Regions from separate parts of the Homo sapiens genome. Here region 1 is linked to region 2. A link is a contact called in ENCODE Hi-C or POLR2A ChIA-PET data. All regions are on one chromosome and are shown on one strand. Each heading gives the region's core, a stretch centred on a gene start or an enhancer-like site at or near the end of the contact. The rest is flanking DNA. Distances are from core to core; before and after follow the strand shown.

Evidence for each region. A loop is a pair of places that touch in the nucleus more often than their neighbours do. ChIA-PET counts read pairs that join two places held with the same protein, here RNA polymerase II (POLR2A). Pooled maps may share reads with other maps.
Region 1: a map of MCF 10A shows a loop between it and region 2 (5-fold over the local background). The contact joins two enhancer-like sites. A Hi-C loop is called at or near these places in 35 of 168 maps with a recorded cell type or tissue (CD14-positive monocyte, Caco-2, GM12878 and 26 more), 5 of 37 single-sample maps with no recorded cell type and 32 of 50 pooled maps. POLR2A ChIA-PET finds 5 or more read pairs at or near these places in 8 of 52 experiments (A673, GM12878, HepG2 and 4 more).

Annotation. Positions count from the first base shown.
Region 1 is chr20:50,458,271-50,465,820 of GRCh38, forward strand. No RefSeq gene overlaps it. Among named protein-coding and RNA genes, the nearest start is that of PTPN1, 48 kb to the right of the region's middle. RefSeq lists an enhancer at 1,921-2,421 and a silencer at 2,633-2,752. Within about 2 kb of position 6,086, at least 2 of the 41 ENCODE cell types and tissues checked have a DNase peak (open chromatin) inside an H3K27ac peak, as active enhancers do.
Region 2 is chr20:50,380,226-50,387,704 of GRCh38, forward strand. It overlaps LOC124904928 (a long non-coding RNA gene), which reads right to left and starts at 7,445. Exons shown (of 2, transcript XR_007067641.1): 1 at 7,199-7,445; 2 at 5,401-6,302. Within about 2 kb of position 2,091, at least 12 of the 41 ENCODE cell types and tissues checked have a DNase peak (open chromatin) inside an H3K27ac peak, as active enhancers do.

The sequences.
Region 1 (7,550 bases), core at 4,836-7,335, 82 kb after region 2:
CAGGAGAATGAGACCATCCTGGCTAACACGGTGAAACCCCGTCTCTACTAAAAATACAAAAAAATTAGCCGGGCATGATGGCGGGCGCCTGTAGTCCCAGCTACTCAGGAGGCTGAGGGAGAATGGCGTGAACCCAGGAGGCGGAGCTTGCAGTGAGCCGAGATCGTGGCACTGCACTCCAGCCTGGGCGACAGAGCGAGACTCTGCCTCAAAAAAAAAAAAAAAAGGGCCTCACCACCTGCCCCCTACTCGCGTATGTTACCTCGCCTCACCTGCCTAACCCTGAAGACCTGCCTGCAAGCAGTAAGGTACTACTGTTAGCCCCATTTCACAGACGGGGAAACTGAGGCTCAAAAGGTGTAATAATTTGCCCAAGGTTGCCCAGTTGATCAATGACAGAGTCTGAACTTAATACCATTTGGGCTGGATGTGGTGGCTCAGGCCTATAATCCCAAAGTTTTGGGAGGCCAAGTCGTGAGGATTGCTTGAGTCCAGGAGTTCAAGACCAACTTGGGCAACATAGTGATAGCTCATCTCTACAAAAATTAAAAAATTAGCTGGGCATGGTGGCATGCACCTATACTCCCAGCTACTCAAGAGGCTAAAGCAGGAGGATCTCTTGAGCCCTGGAGGTTGAAGCTGCTGTGAGTCATGATGGTGCCACTGCACTCCAGTCTGGGTGACAGTGAGATACACACACACACACACACACACGCAGATTTTAACACCATTTGGTTTTATCCTTGTCTGTGATGTCTGTGATTTGTCATCTTTTTTTCCATTTCCACTAAAGTAGATGTTAACAAATGGAAGGCTGGAAGAATGGATGGATGAATGGGTGGGTGGATGATAAATGGGTGGATGGATGGATGGAAGGAAGGATGGATGGATGGATGGATGGATGGATGAATGGGTGAGTGGATGATAAATGGGTGGATGGATGGATGGAAGGATGGATGGATGGATGGATGGGTGAGAGATGGATAATGAGTGGAGGGATGGATGAATGGATGGATGGGTGGGTGGATGGAAGGATGGATGGATGGGTGAGAGATGGATGATGGATGGAGGGATGGATGAATGGATGGATGGGTGGATGAATGGATGGGTCGGTGGATGGATGGAAGGATGAACAGATGGATGGAAGGATGGATGGATGGATGGAAGGAAGGATGGATGGATGGATGGATGAGAGATAGATGATGGCTGGAGAGATGGATGAACAGATAGATGGGTGGATGGATGAATGGATGGATGGTTGGGTGGGTGAAGGATGGATGATGGATGGAGGGATGAATGAACAGATGGGCAAATTAATGAATTAGTGGATGACTGGGTGGGTGGAATGCATGCATAAAATAAATGGGTGACTGAATACAAAAAGAACTAACTAAATAAATAATGATGAAAGGCAGAGGGCACTAAGAGGGTTTCACCTTTCAGGGTTTGTTCCTGGACATTGAATGTGCCCTTTGGAAAGATTGCAAACTGGCAGTTATCAGGGTAAATTGGGCTGCAGACATATTTTGTTTGATCTTCACAGGGTTTTTAATTTTTTGAATTGTCATTATTTTAAAATTAGGAAATTTCACATTAAAAATCTAGATTTCTGATTTCTCCTGCAAAATTGGGCCGGCACCCATACCAGGAAATAATATACCAGGACTGACGGGGCTGAGCCTCTGAGTGCTCACGGTCCCCACTGCTCCACAATGCAGTCCTGCTATTGGGGTTGTGTCCACTGCCATTTATCATGGCAGTTTGGGCTGGTGTTTTTCTCAGTACCATTACAAGGAAAATGAAAAATCTCTTACAGGTGGCTCTTGGTCAAAAGTGGAAAATGAACTTAGGTAAAGAGGAAATTGGGAGAGAAGTATTTCTTTGTGGCCATGGAGAACACTCCTGTGGATTCGATGGACCAGCAATGCATCTTGCCTGAGTGGTTAGGGGCACAGATGCTAGAGCCTGATGGCCTGGGTTCAACCCCCGGCTGTGCTACATACCGGCTGTGTGGCCTCGTGCAAGTCACTGAACGTTTCTGGCCTCAGTTTCCTCATGTGTAAAGCAGAGGTGGTGTCAGTCCCCACCTCATAGAGTGTCAATGATTTTCTCTCCGTGGGGCTCTCTAGGTGTGAGCTGCTATTATCTTACACAGGGCTGGCTCCCGTCATGTGTGTGATCTGCCTACCCTGAGCGTCCACAGCAGCGGTTCTCAACCAAGGTCAACTGTGCCCCCCAGGGGACATTTGGCAATGTCTAGAGACATCTGGGGTTGTCACAACTTGGGTGGGGAGGGGCTACCAACATCTTATGGGTAGAGGCCAGGGAGACTGTGAACAGCCTGCAAGGCTCAGGACAGATCAGCAAAAGATTCTGCTGCCCCGTGTACTCCGCCCCGTGTACTACGTGCTGAGGCTGAGGAACCCGGATCTACAGGAGTCCAAGTCCCCAGAGGGGCTGAGCTATGGCCAGATATCTAGGAGTCCCTGAAGGCTGCCAGAGGTGATTCCCTCTAGACGTGGCAGGAGCCATTCCCTCTGGCCTGAGCCACCTCAGCCCTCAGGATCATCAGGCCCCAAGTAGTGCCCCGTCCCAGGGTGCCTGGCCCCAGCCTGCTCCCAGCCCCATACAACAGGCAAGAAATGTGTCTGTCCCTAGCGCCTCCTGGTGGCCCAGCCCTAAACTACATGACTCTTCCCAGCCCAGGGTGGTGGGAGGGGAGGATGAGGACGTACCTTCCGGGTGTTTAATCCAGACTAGTTGGGAATGTGGGAATTTAAGGTCATGGAAGGCGGTAGCCAATGTTTCAAAGACAAATTGACATAGGTTTGAATCTCAGATCTTCCACTGACCATCTGGGAGGCCTTGGACACATCCCATGACTCTCCTGGGCCTCAGTTTCCTCATCTGGAATGGGGATGATGTTATTTATGTCACAGTTTCGTTGGGAGGATTAAATTAAGTGCATAAACAGATGAAACATACGAGATGCTTAGGATTAAATTAAGTGCATAAACAGATGAAACATACGAGATGCTTAGGATTAAATTAAGTGCATAAACAGATGAAACATACGAGATGCTTCACAAGCCTCCTCTCGGATACTTGTTATTGCTGTGTTCATAGCAATTCATAGCCACTTGTGTTTGATGAATTTCCAGTGTACTCAGAGTGATTTTTTTCACTGACTATCAACAAATAATTTTGCTGCAAAGAAATACAGATATGGGAAAGGATGCACAATATATTATCAAATGACCACAGGCCTCAGAAACATTGTATACAAACACTCTATCTGTGTGTGTGTGTGTGTGTGTGTGTGTGTGTGTGTGTGTGTGTGTGTGCGCGCGCGCGCGCAGAGAGAGAGAGAGAATCTTGGTTGTTAACCAGCCTGGAGTGAACACGACTCACTGCAGCCTCCACCTCCTAAGCTCAAGCAATCCTCCCACCTCAACCTTCCAAGTAGTTGGGACTACAGGCACCTGCCATCATATTTAGTAGAGACAGGGTTTTACCATGTTGCCCAGACTGGTTTCAAACTCCTGGACTCAAGTGATCCTCCAACCTTGGCCTCCTAAAGTACTTGGATTACAGGTGTGAGCCACTGCACCCGGCCTGATATATCTATATTTTAAAAATATGTACTTTCATAACATGTATGAGAAACAAATACCTCATTTTCTTAGTATATAAAAATCCCTAGCAGATCAACAAAAAGACAATTATCCAAGAGAAAAATAGACTAACAATTTGAATGCTTTGCCACCAGAAAAGAAATATAAACAGTCTTTGAACGTATTTTTTAAATGTCCAATCTAACATATAAACAATGAATATGTAGATTAGAACTATGGTGAACACCTTTTTCCCCTATCGGCAAGGCCAAGATCAAGAAGTCCAATCATACTTGGCCTTGGCTAGGACGTGGGGAAACCAGAGCTCACGGAGGTTGCCGGTGCAAATGACGATTGGTAGGTACAACCTTAGAGAGCATTTAGACAACCAGCGTCAAAATGTTTAAACGCACCTGCCCTATGACTGGGCGATTCAGTTGCTAAGAATGTATCCATCAGAAATAGCTCTGAATACATGGAAAGACTTCTGTGAAAGGGATACTAATTGCAGCATTGTTTGTTGCAGAAAAACCCTGGAAATACCTCCGTGACTATCACCAGAAAACTTGTTAGATAAATTATTATATTCAGACAATGGAATGTGCAAAGAATGCTCTCCTAGTGCTGATCTGGAAAGATCTGCCAAGGTACATTGCTAAGTTGAAAAAAACAAAATCCCAGTGCAGAACAGGGTGTGTGGTGTGCTTCTATTTAGAGAAATGAGTACAGGAATCCACGCACATATTTGCTTATCTGTGTTCTGGATGTCTCTGTAATGATCCCCAAGAAATGATAACCAGAATGGATTCTGGGGAGGGAAGCTTGGAGTTTTAAAGCTGGGGATGGGGGTTAAGGATTAGAGGGAGAAGACCCACTGTAAATCTTTTGGTATCTTTTGAATTTTTGCATATGAATACAATCCCTTGTTAGTTTTTAAAAATGGAACTTTTTAATGCATTGATAGATGACAGAGAGAAAAATGCCTTGAAGGATATGCTCCAACGTGTCAATAGCACTTATCTCTGGGTGGCTGATGTGAATTAGAAGCGACTTTTATTTTGTTCTTTTTTTATTATTTCTCTAATCAATTATTTATTTTGAGACAAGATCTTGCTCTATCACCCAGGCTGGAGTGCAGTGATGCGATCACCACTCATTGAAACCTCTGCCTCCTGGGCTTAAGTGATCCTCCCAGCTTAGCCTCCTGAGTGGCTGGGACTATAGGCACTTGCCACCATGCCTGGCTGATTTTTTATTTTTAATTAAATTTTTTTTTGTAAAGACGAAGTCTCACTAAGTTGCCCAAGCTGGTTTTGAACTCCTGGGCTCAAACGATCCCTCTGTTTCAGCTTCCCAAAGTGCTAGGATTACAGGTGTGAGCCACTGTGCCCGGTCTGTTCTTTTTAAAAAATACAGAGACAGGGTCTCACTTTGTCACCTAGGCTAGAGTACAGTGGCATAATCATAGCACCCTGCAGCCTTGATCTTCTAGGCTCAAGTGATCCTCCAGCTTCAGCCTCCCAAGTAGCTGGGACCACAGGCATGCACCACCACTTCTGGCTATATTTTGTTCTTTTTACTTAGATTTTCTAATTTAAAAAAATAATTACCAGCCGGGTGTGGTGGCCCATGCCTGTAAATCCTAGCACTCTAGGAGGCCGAGGCAGGAGGATCATTTGAGCCCAGGAGTTTGAGACCAGCCTGGGCAACATAGTGAAACCGCGTCTTTACTAAAAATACAAAAAAAAAAAAAAATTAGCTGGGTGTGGTGGTGCTCACCTGTAGTCCCAGCTACTCAGAAGGCTGAGGCAGGAGAATCACTTGAACCTGGGAGGCAGAGGTTACAGTGAGCCCAGATCACACCACTGCACTCCAGCCTGGGCAACAGAGCGAGACTCCGTCTTAAAATAAAATAAAATAAAATAAAATAAATAATTATCAAGGTATATTCAGATAATTTTTTTAAAAATTAAGTAAGTAAACACCTCAGTGTTCTCTTGGTAGTCAGGGGAAAACTAACTTCTACATGAAAAAAAGAAAAGACCAAAAACACATACACTTCTCTAAACAGGCAGATTATTTTCATTGCCAAGGACATTACAGAGACTGAGGAGTGGGTTGGAAATATATTCTATGAAAAATCGAGAATTAATACAACTGTCCTACCATGCACTTTCTGGGCATCAAAACGCCAAGCTTCTAACTCAGACCTGAGTTCAAACTCTGACTGCCACTTACTAGCTGGGCAAGTTGCTCCTACGCCGTTGGCCTCAGTTTCCTCATCTGTAGTCTGAGACCACATTGCTGCTGGCAGGCTCGAGTGAGATCATGCCTGTGAAGTACTTGGCTCAGGCGTACTCAGAGACCCAGTTCAAACAGGGAACAGGCAGAAATTCTGCACCCCGCAAGGGTGACAGGGCGGAGGGAGGACAGGAGGGGCCGCTTTGCCGGACTGGGGATCAGTGTGCAACTAGCTGGGCCCGGAGTCCCCCACAAACCGGCCAGCTCAGAGGTTCTTCCGACAGTTTGGAGAGAGTGACACCAAGTGGCCAAGTCTGAAACTACACCTTCAAGCCGGAGGGTTAGAGCCTCTCCCCGACCCCTCCAGCTGCGGTCCTGAGCCAGGCACTGAACTTCCCTGAATCTGAGTTTTTTCAGCTGCGAAATGGAGGTAATCCTGCCTACCTGGCAGAGCGGAGGTGGGAATTAAATGAGGTAACCCGCAGAGATTCTCTCCAGGACCGCCATGTTGCACAACTTCAGGGGCCCCATTCATGAAACTGTGCAACATAGCGGCACCCCTAACAGGTGGCTGTCATTATCATCCCTCCCTCAGACACTGAGTTTCCTTCTCTACTCCCCTAGAGCGATTCTGAAGCTGGGTCTTCCAAAGTATAGAACAAATACCAGTGGGATTCGTGGGGAGATCTTGGTGGGCACAGCACCCCAGTATCAAATAACATTTCATTCTCTGTCAATCATTCTGATGGCATCTAGGCGGCAGTCTCAGTTTGATAGGAACATGACATTAACGCCTTTCTAACACTTACCTGCCTCCCTTCCGAACTTTCTGTTTGAGAGTGGGCCTCAGACTTAGTGCCTTCAGAAGGCAAAATTATTTGGCTAGAATTTAATAAAGTTACATGTTTTCATAATATTTACTTTTTGTGGTCACCTTCTATTGAGAGCAAGTGGTGCTGGTTTTCCCTTTACAGTAGATGTGGTAGATTGTATTATTGTCAAAGTATTTATCCCATTGGCAATTCCCTGGTGACCCTCCCGGCTGAAGTCAGGCTTGGCTGTGTGACTTCCTTTGGGCAACAGAGTGTGAGCTAAGCTTTCGAGAAGCGGCTTTGTCATGTGGTTTATCTCTGCTGTGAGAATGGCCTGCCCCAGGAATGGGCTGCACCTTTAACCTGGATCAGAGTAAAGATGACATACGGCCCAGAGCTGCAGTGACCCACAACCAACAAGTAATGAGAAAATAACTGAGGATTCATATTCTCAATATGAATAAGAAATCGACCTTTGTCATTAACAAGCTCCTGAGATGCTGGGGCTGTTTGTTATTGCAGTAAAACATAGCTCGAGTTGGCTGATGCAGTAGAGTTATTAAGTTTCCTTTAAAAATAAATATACTGGGCCGGGTGCAGTGGCTCACGCTTGTAATCCCAGCACTTTGGGAGGCTGAGGTGGGTGGATCACGAGGTCAGGAGTTCAAGACCATCTTGGCCAATATGGTGAAACCCTGTCTCTACTAAAAATACAAAAATTAGCTGGGTGTGATGGCACGCGCTTGTACTCCCAGCTACTCAGGAGGCTGAGACAGGAGAATCGCTTGAACCCAGGAGGCGGAGGCTGTAGTGAGCCGAGATTGTGCCACTGCACTCCAGCCTGGGTGACAGAGCAAGACTCTGTCTCAAAAAATAATAAATA
Region 2 (7,479 bases), core at 841-3,340:
CCTCGCATGCAGGATAGAAGGAGGCGCTTGCTCTCAGTCTCAGCCACGCGCAGGTTGGCATTTGAGAGTGAGAGCCTCCTGAAAGCTTCACCCTGGGGATCTCACTTGCCCCAACCTAGTCCTGGGCCTGCTGGGAAGGAAAGGCATCTAAGCAAAGGGCGCAGCGAATGCAAAGGCCCTGCAGTGGGATGAGCCTGGCGCTCTGGTGCAGAGAGAGCCAGGGAAGAGTGCAGTGCAGGGATGGGGACGTGGGTGAAGCTGGAGAGGTGGGGGTGCAGACCACAGAGGGCCTCGAAGGCCATGCTGAGGATTTGGTAAGGGAGAAGCTCTATTGTGAGGGCAGAGCTGGCAATCCTCGTGGGTGAGGTGATATTTGCCGGGGAGGTAGGGAAGACTCAGGGTGCATTTCTAGGCCGGATGACTTCTTGATTGATGTAGGAGAGATTAGCAAGTGCTTCATTTCTCAGTCTTTAATATTCTTCATCTGGGAAGTGGGAATAATAACATCAACCTCCCCAGAGAAGGTACCATACTTAGCACAGTGATTTACCTGGGTCACCCAGGAAGTTCGTGGCTCAGCCAGGACTGGAACCCAGGCCCTGCTCTCCAGGATGATCGCAACAGGCAGGGGCTGGATCTTGGCATGAGATTCTCCAGCGATGCCACCTCCCGGCCAAACAGGCCTCAGCAGCAGGGGCTGGATTTTTTTCTTTCTGAATTGTGCTTATGCGTGGGGCTGTTTATCTAACTTGGCTGAAGTTTGAGTCCTGGGTCTGTAAACATACCCTTTTAATTATTATACAAATGGTACATGTTCGTGGAATAAAAATTTGAAAATGAAAATAAGCAAGAAGAAAAAGAACGAGAGAGAAAGAGGGAGGAAGGAGGGAAGGAAGGAAGGAAGGAAGGAGGGAGGGAGGGAGGGAGGGGAGGGAGGGAGGAAGGAAGGAAGGAAGGATCTAAATCAACACATGTACACCTAGATGCATTATATAAGGACCTTCATTGCAGCATCCTTTGACATAACAAAAGCCTCCAAACAATGTGAATATCCAAGATTAGGGGCCTTCGTAGCTGCATGAATTAAAGAGTATTTCAATCCTGTGCTGAGACTGAAGTGAATAAAGCAGATATCGCTGTACTGATTTGAAACAACAGCCAAGATGTAATATTAGCCTAGAAAAATGAGATGAAAAACAGTGATTATAGAATGCTACAAAGTGTGTGTGGGTGTGTGTCTGTGTGTGTGTGTGTGTGTGTGTCTGTGTGTGCGTGTGTGTGTTTGTGTGTGTGTCTCTGTGTGTGTGTGTCTGTGTGTCTGTGTGTGTGTGTCTCTGTGTGTCTGTGTGTGTGTGTCTGTGTGTGTCTTAAGGAGAGAGTGAGGAATGTGTTTACCTATTTGCTGGTAGATGCTCAGGTTTCCTGACTTTCGCGTGGTAAAAATGGCAAGTCAGAGATGGGAGGAAGGATGATATTTTGCCTGTCCGTTTGCACTGTTGAAAGGAAAACTTGTGGCTTCTGTTTTTGTTTTTGTTTTGCCATGTGCGTGCCTGTCTTCTGTGCAACATTTTAGCAATATTTGAAAAATCAGAGACTTTTCGAAAGGCCCTGAGATAATCTAGGCTGGCGTTTCCTGAAAGTTCCCCCAAATCCCAGGATTCCAGCAAGGTGCCTGTAGGCCATGGGGCTTGGGGTGGAGCTGCAGGCAGCCTGACCCTCCTTACTCAGAGATGTTTCTCTTTCATCTTTTTTTTATAGGTTGGACAAGTAAAGGTTCAGTTGTAAAAGGGTTTTGCCTGCTTTGAAACGAAATTTTTGAAAAACTTTGATCTTGAATAATCTCTTCATTCTACCGATGAGGAGACAGGAACCCAGAAAGGAGAAAAAAAGGATCGTCTCAGCATCAGGCTGACCTGGGTTTCAGTCTAGCTTTGGCTGCGTGCCTTGGATAGTAAATTTTCCTCCTTGAACCTTGGCTTCTTCCTCCAGGGAGAAAAACCTACCTGAAGGTGATTAGTACACAGATATCAAAAGTGGAAGTAGACCCTGAGTCCTTAGCTAAGGACTAGAACGATCGTGGCAGAAACGTGCACAGGAAATCATGTGGCCTCTGTCTCACCAGCGGGTGTTCCAGGAATGGCAAAAGTGTTCCCTTTTCCCCATTTCACTCAAGTCTAGAATCAGGCATATCTCAGTTTGTTAGAAGTCAGCTCACTACAAAACCCAGGTATTCCCTGGGACACATGCAACTGCAAGGGGCAGGGAAACTCAACTCAAATGACTTTATCATTAAGGAAGTGTGTCTTCCTGTACATTCAGAAAACCCAGAGATGGCATGGCGGCTCTGACAGGCATGCATTCAGCTTCGAGGAACACAGACCCTGACCCCTGGCAGCATTTATTTATATTGTCCCCTGCTACAAGAAATCCAGAGGCATCCAGAGCTGATGGGGTGACTCAGGGGTGCTACCAGGGGTTCAGGTTCTTTCCCAGTTTTGTTGTTGTTGTTGTTATTGTTTTGAGACAGAGTCTCACTCTATCGCCCAGGCTGGAGGGCAATGGTGTGATCTTGGCTCACTGCAACCTCTGCCTCCTGTGCTCAAGCAATTCTCCTGCCTCAGCCTCCCGAGTAGTTGAGAGTACAGGCGCCCGCCACCACGCCTGGCTAAGTTTTGTATTTTTGGTAGAGACGTGGTTTTGCCATGTTGGCGAGGCTGGTCTTGAACTCCTGACCTCAAGTGATCTGCCCGTCTCAGCCTCCCAAAGTGCTGGGATTACAGGCATGAGCCGCCGCACCTGGTCACTTTCCCAGTTTTTGCTTAGCCATCTCGAACATGTGGCTTCTGTCCTCATGGTTGGCCATAATTGCAGCATGACCATTCCACCCTCAGCTCATGTCCACATTACAGGCTGGAAGAGGGGACAAGGGCAGAGCAGTGTGTCCACCATGTTTGTCTCTTTTCAGAAAGCTCTTCTGGGGGCCCCACTGGGAAAATTTGGCTTTCATATCATTGGTCATGCTGGATCACGTGGCCATTCCTGGCTGCAAGGCAGTCTAGGGGAGTGAGTGCGTTTTGCTGGCTCATTGCCATCCCAATAAAGTCAGGGTTCTGTCAACAAGGAAGAAAAGGAGCGAGGGCATTGGGCAGGCACTGAGCAGTGTCTGCCCCAGTAGTTCAAGAATTGTTGATACAATGGCTGAAAGACATCTTCCAAAACCTGTGTTCTCTTTCTGTTTGCATTCTACCATCCTCAGTGTGTGGGCTTCCATCCTGAGACTTGTTTTATCCCCTCAGTTTCAGGAGGGGGTCCCTTCCTTGAAGGCATGTGCTGATGCCCCCTCAAAAAAAAGTGTTCTCCCACCTAGGGAGGAGAGTTGAAAAGAGCTGTGGTTGGGCAGTTGACAATGTCTGCTCCACCTCTATTCACCGGAACTTCTTCTGTTCCATCCTCTTTTCAGTTCAGCTCACTGCGATTTCATTTCCATCTCACAGCGTGGATCAGTCACCTATGCCTACAAGAATGCTGCCTGAGAAACCACCCCCAACCTGTTATTCTCTTGAATAGGGAGTTGGCTGCAGGTTGGTGGACCTTGGCTGGACCCATTAATATATTTCCTGTTCAGCTGGAGTTCTGCTGTCTTGGCTGGGCTGGCTCTGCTCTGCCTCACGGGTCCCTCGCCCTTTTCCTGGGACCAATGGGCCATTCTGGGCATGGCTGCTGATAGTGGGGGCACAGGCACAACAGCCACGTGGAAACATGCAAGAGATCTCTTTTTTTCTTTTTTTGAGATGCAGTCTCACTCTGTCACCCAGGCTGGAGTGCAGTGGCGTGATCTCAACTCACTGCAACCTTCGCCTCCTGGGTTCAAGCAATTCTCCTGCCTCAGCCTCCCGAGTAGCTGGGATTACAGGTGTGTGCCATCATGCTCAGCTAATTATTTTGTCTCTCTTTCTTTCTTTTTCTTTCCCTTTCTTTCTTTCTTTCTTTCTTTCTTTCTTTCTTTCTTTCTTTCTTTCTTTCTTTCTTTCCTTTCCTTCCTTCCTTCCTTCTTTTTTTTTTTTTTTGAGATGGAGTCTTGCTCTGTCACCCAGGCTGGAGTGCAATGGCGCGGATCTCTGCTCACTGCAGCCTCTGCCTCCTGGGTTCAAGCGATTCTCCTGCCTCAGCCTCCTGAGTAGCTGGGATTACAGGTGTGCATCACCACACCCAGCTAATTTTTTGTATTTTTAGTAGAGATGGGGTTTCTCCACGTTGGCCAGGCTGGTCTCGAACTCCTGACCTCGTTATCTGCCTGCCTCAGCCTCCCAAAGTGCTGGGATTACAGATGTGAGCCACTGCGCCCCGCCCAATTGTTTTATATTTTTAGTAGAGCTGGGGTTTCACTATGTTGGCCAGGCTGGTATCAAACTCCTGACTTGTGACCCGCTGCCTCAGCCTCCCAAAGTGCTGGGATTACAGGCATGAGCCACCACGCCCAGCCACATTCAAGAGATCTTAAAGCTTGGTCTCAAAATGACACACTGTCACTTTCATCTCATGCTATTGGCAAAAGCAAGTCCCATGGCCGAACTGAAGTCAAGGCTGGGCAAATACACTCCATCCCTTTTGTGGGAGGAACCACAGTCACATGGGCGACTGTCTTCCTTATCATCACTGTTTGCTGATGTTCCTCCGATCTCTCTGACTTTGTTTTGGTCTCATATATGGGTTCCTCTTCTCTCTCCCTTCAAACACTGTGGGGCCCTAAGCGTTCCATGCCAGCTCTTCTCTTCTGTCTCTATGTGTGGTCTCTGGGCCATCCCAACCATTCTCTAGTTTTCAGTCACCACGTTGGCACTAAAGACCCCCAAATCCATTAGTGGGCTCTCTCCTGAGTCCAGTTGCCAACTGGGCAGGCCACCTGAACATCTCACAGAACTCCCAGATCTTTCTCCTGCTTTGACCTCAGCACCCTCAGCCTCAGCCCCACCTCAAACTCCCTCCTCCTTTATTCCCATGGCACACAACCCCCTCCATGCAGCTGCCCAATCTGGGAACCTGGATGTCAGCAAGCCCACCTGTCTCCATGGTCCGTTCATGCTACAGCTGATGCTGATCATGACCACTGGCTGAGTACTTCCTGTGCGCCAAGGACAGGGCTAAGCCTCATCCCAATATTTTCTGATTTAATTCCTGAAACACCCGCCCCCCTCCCCCCACCCTCCGAGGAGGGGGGCACTGATATCAAGTTGTCTGTATTCCATATGGCACATGCCCTCATGGGACAGGTGGCTTCTTTCAGAAGCTGCAGTGATCTCTCCCAAACCAATTGGTTCTGTCAATCCCCAGTGAAAAATCCTTAAGAATCCTCATTGTCCCAGAGACCTGGGCTAAACCCCTTGGTCTGAAGCGGTCAGGTCCAAGATTCTTTCATTTATTCACACACAAAAGGAAATGATTGCGCTCACTCCATAAGCCAGTCAGCCTCTGGGCGCTGGAGAAACATGAGAGGCCCTGGGAACTTAGGCCCAACGGCAAGAGAGAAAATAATAAATATCTAACATGTCAGGTAGTGACGAACAGATATGAAGACAAATAAGGCAAGGCGAGGGGAGACTTATTTGAGAAGGGTCACTATTTCAGGAGGGAATTCAGGGTCAGCCTCTCTGCTAAGAAGGGATTGCAATGAAGTAAGGGGGTGGCAAGTGCAAAGGCACTGGGGTAGAAAGGGGCTTGGTGGCCGCCTGTGCAATGAGTGTGAGAGGTGGAAGAGGCTACAATATGGGCGTGGCTTCCTCCCTGAGTGAAGTAGGGAGCCATGGGAGGGTTTTGAGCAGAGGAGGGCCCTGCCCTGACTTTGATTTTTACAGAATCCCTCTGGCTACTTGTGGATAACAGTCTTCATGGGGGCCAGGAAGCGGAGAAGTCTGCTGCAGGAAGCGAGGTTTTGCAGGCCTCATGACACTTAGATCACAGAGAGGATTCAGGGGTTTGAGTGACATTCTCAAAAGACACAGGAAAACCAAACAGGATTTTCGGGTTAACCAGAAGCTGCCAGAAGATGGACGGTGCCCAGCATGCCCTGCCCCCAGGCACCCTGGTCCATGGGCCTTTTGTGCAGCATCCTCGGCGGGTGTGGACGCTGTGGTGCTGGTGTTGCTGGTGGGTTTTCCCCTGTGCCTGCCTCTTGGCTGTTGAGGACAGTGCTGGGGAGGATGTGAGCACTTAGCACCCCAGCGTGGTCCGGGCGATGGTGGCCCAGCTCCCGCCAAAGACGCTGACTTCTTTGAACCCGAGAACAAACATTGACGTTCTTAGTTCTGCAAAAAAAAAAAAAAAAAAGCCCTGCGTCCATGCACGCTGTATCCCCCCATCACCAAACTCACTTATCTCGCTGCACAATCCTTCAAAGCACAACACAATGTATTTATGTCTGTGGTTTAGGTTCCCAAAACCTGTGACATCAGATAAGTACGATGTTCACAAAAACAAACATCGCAGAAAGGGAAAAAAACGACCAAAAAGAAGCAGCTGGTTTCAGCCTCGACTTCCTCTCCCAAGAAAAAGGGGCTCTATCTGGCTGAGGTTTCACTGTATTCAGGCTGGGGGGTCAGAGGAATGCCGTCCTGCCCTCTGTCCAACTGCTCGCATCTCAGCCTTTGATGTGTGACTCTCTGAGGCTGAAAAATCTCACCTGCAAAATGGAAATGCCAATCTCCACCTCTTGGGACTCATAAAAATAATAATAAAATGATAATAAAAATATACCAATAATTGCTCATCTTTGGATCAATTGTGTTCCATAGGTCATTTCCTTAGCAAATCCTCACATCGGCCTGTGTTTTGCCTTCACGTGGGGTGGCTACTGAGAACATCTCCAGTTGACACATGGGGAAACTGAGGCTTCAAGTAGGAAAAATAGGCAGTTATAAAACACTGCATGGCTACTTTTGGTTTTTAGAAAATGCAAACATGTAATATATAAATTAAATAAATAAATAACAAAATATAAAAATATAATTAGGCAAAAAAGTTTGGCCGGTTAAATGCCCAAAAGCCACAGTGCTTTCCTGAGTATCAGAGTGACCATTGAGACAGGAGTCCCACCGCTGTCTCCTTCTCGTCATTCCCGTCTCGGCAAAATGTCACCTCTGCTGAGAGGTCGTCCCCAAGCTCTTGCCTAAGGTGGCCCTCCGGTCCCTCTTATTCCACTCACCTTATCTCTTTCTGCCCTGACCGTCGCTGGAATGCGCCGTATTTTTTCATCTGTTTCTGGGCTTATCGCCTGTGTTCCCCGCTAGAGCTTCAGACCCAGGAAAGCAGGAACTTCACCCCGTCCCCAGAGCCTTGCCCAGTGCCTGGCACTAGTGGATCTCAATACATATTCCTGGACCAACGGAAGGTGTTTTCTTATTTTTAAAAAATGTACTTTGCACACTGGGCAAGGTGGCTCACACCTGTAATCCCAGCACTTTGGGTGGATGAGGCGGGAGGATC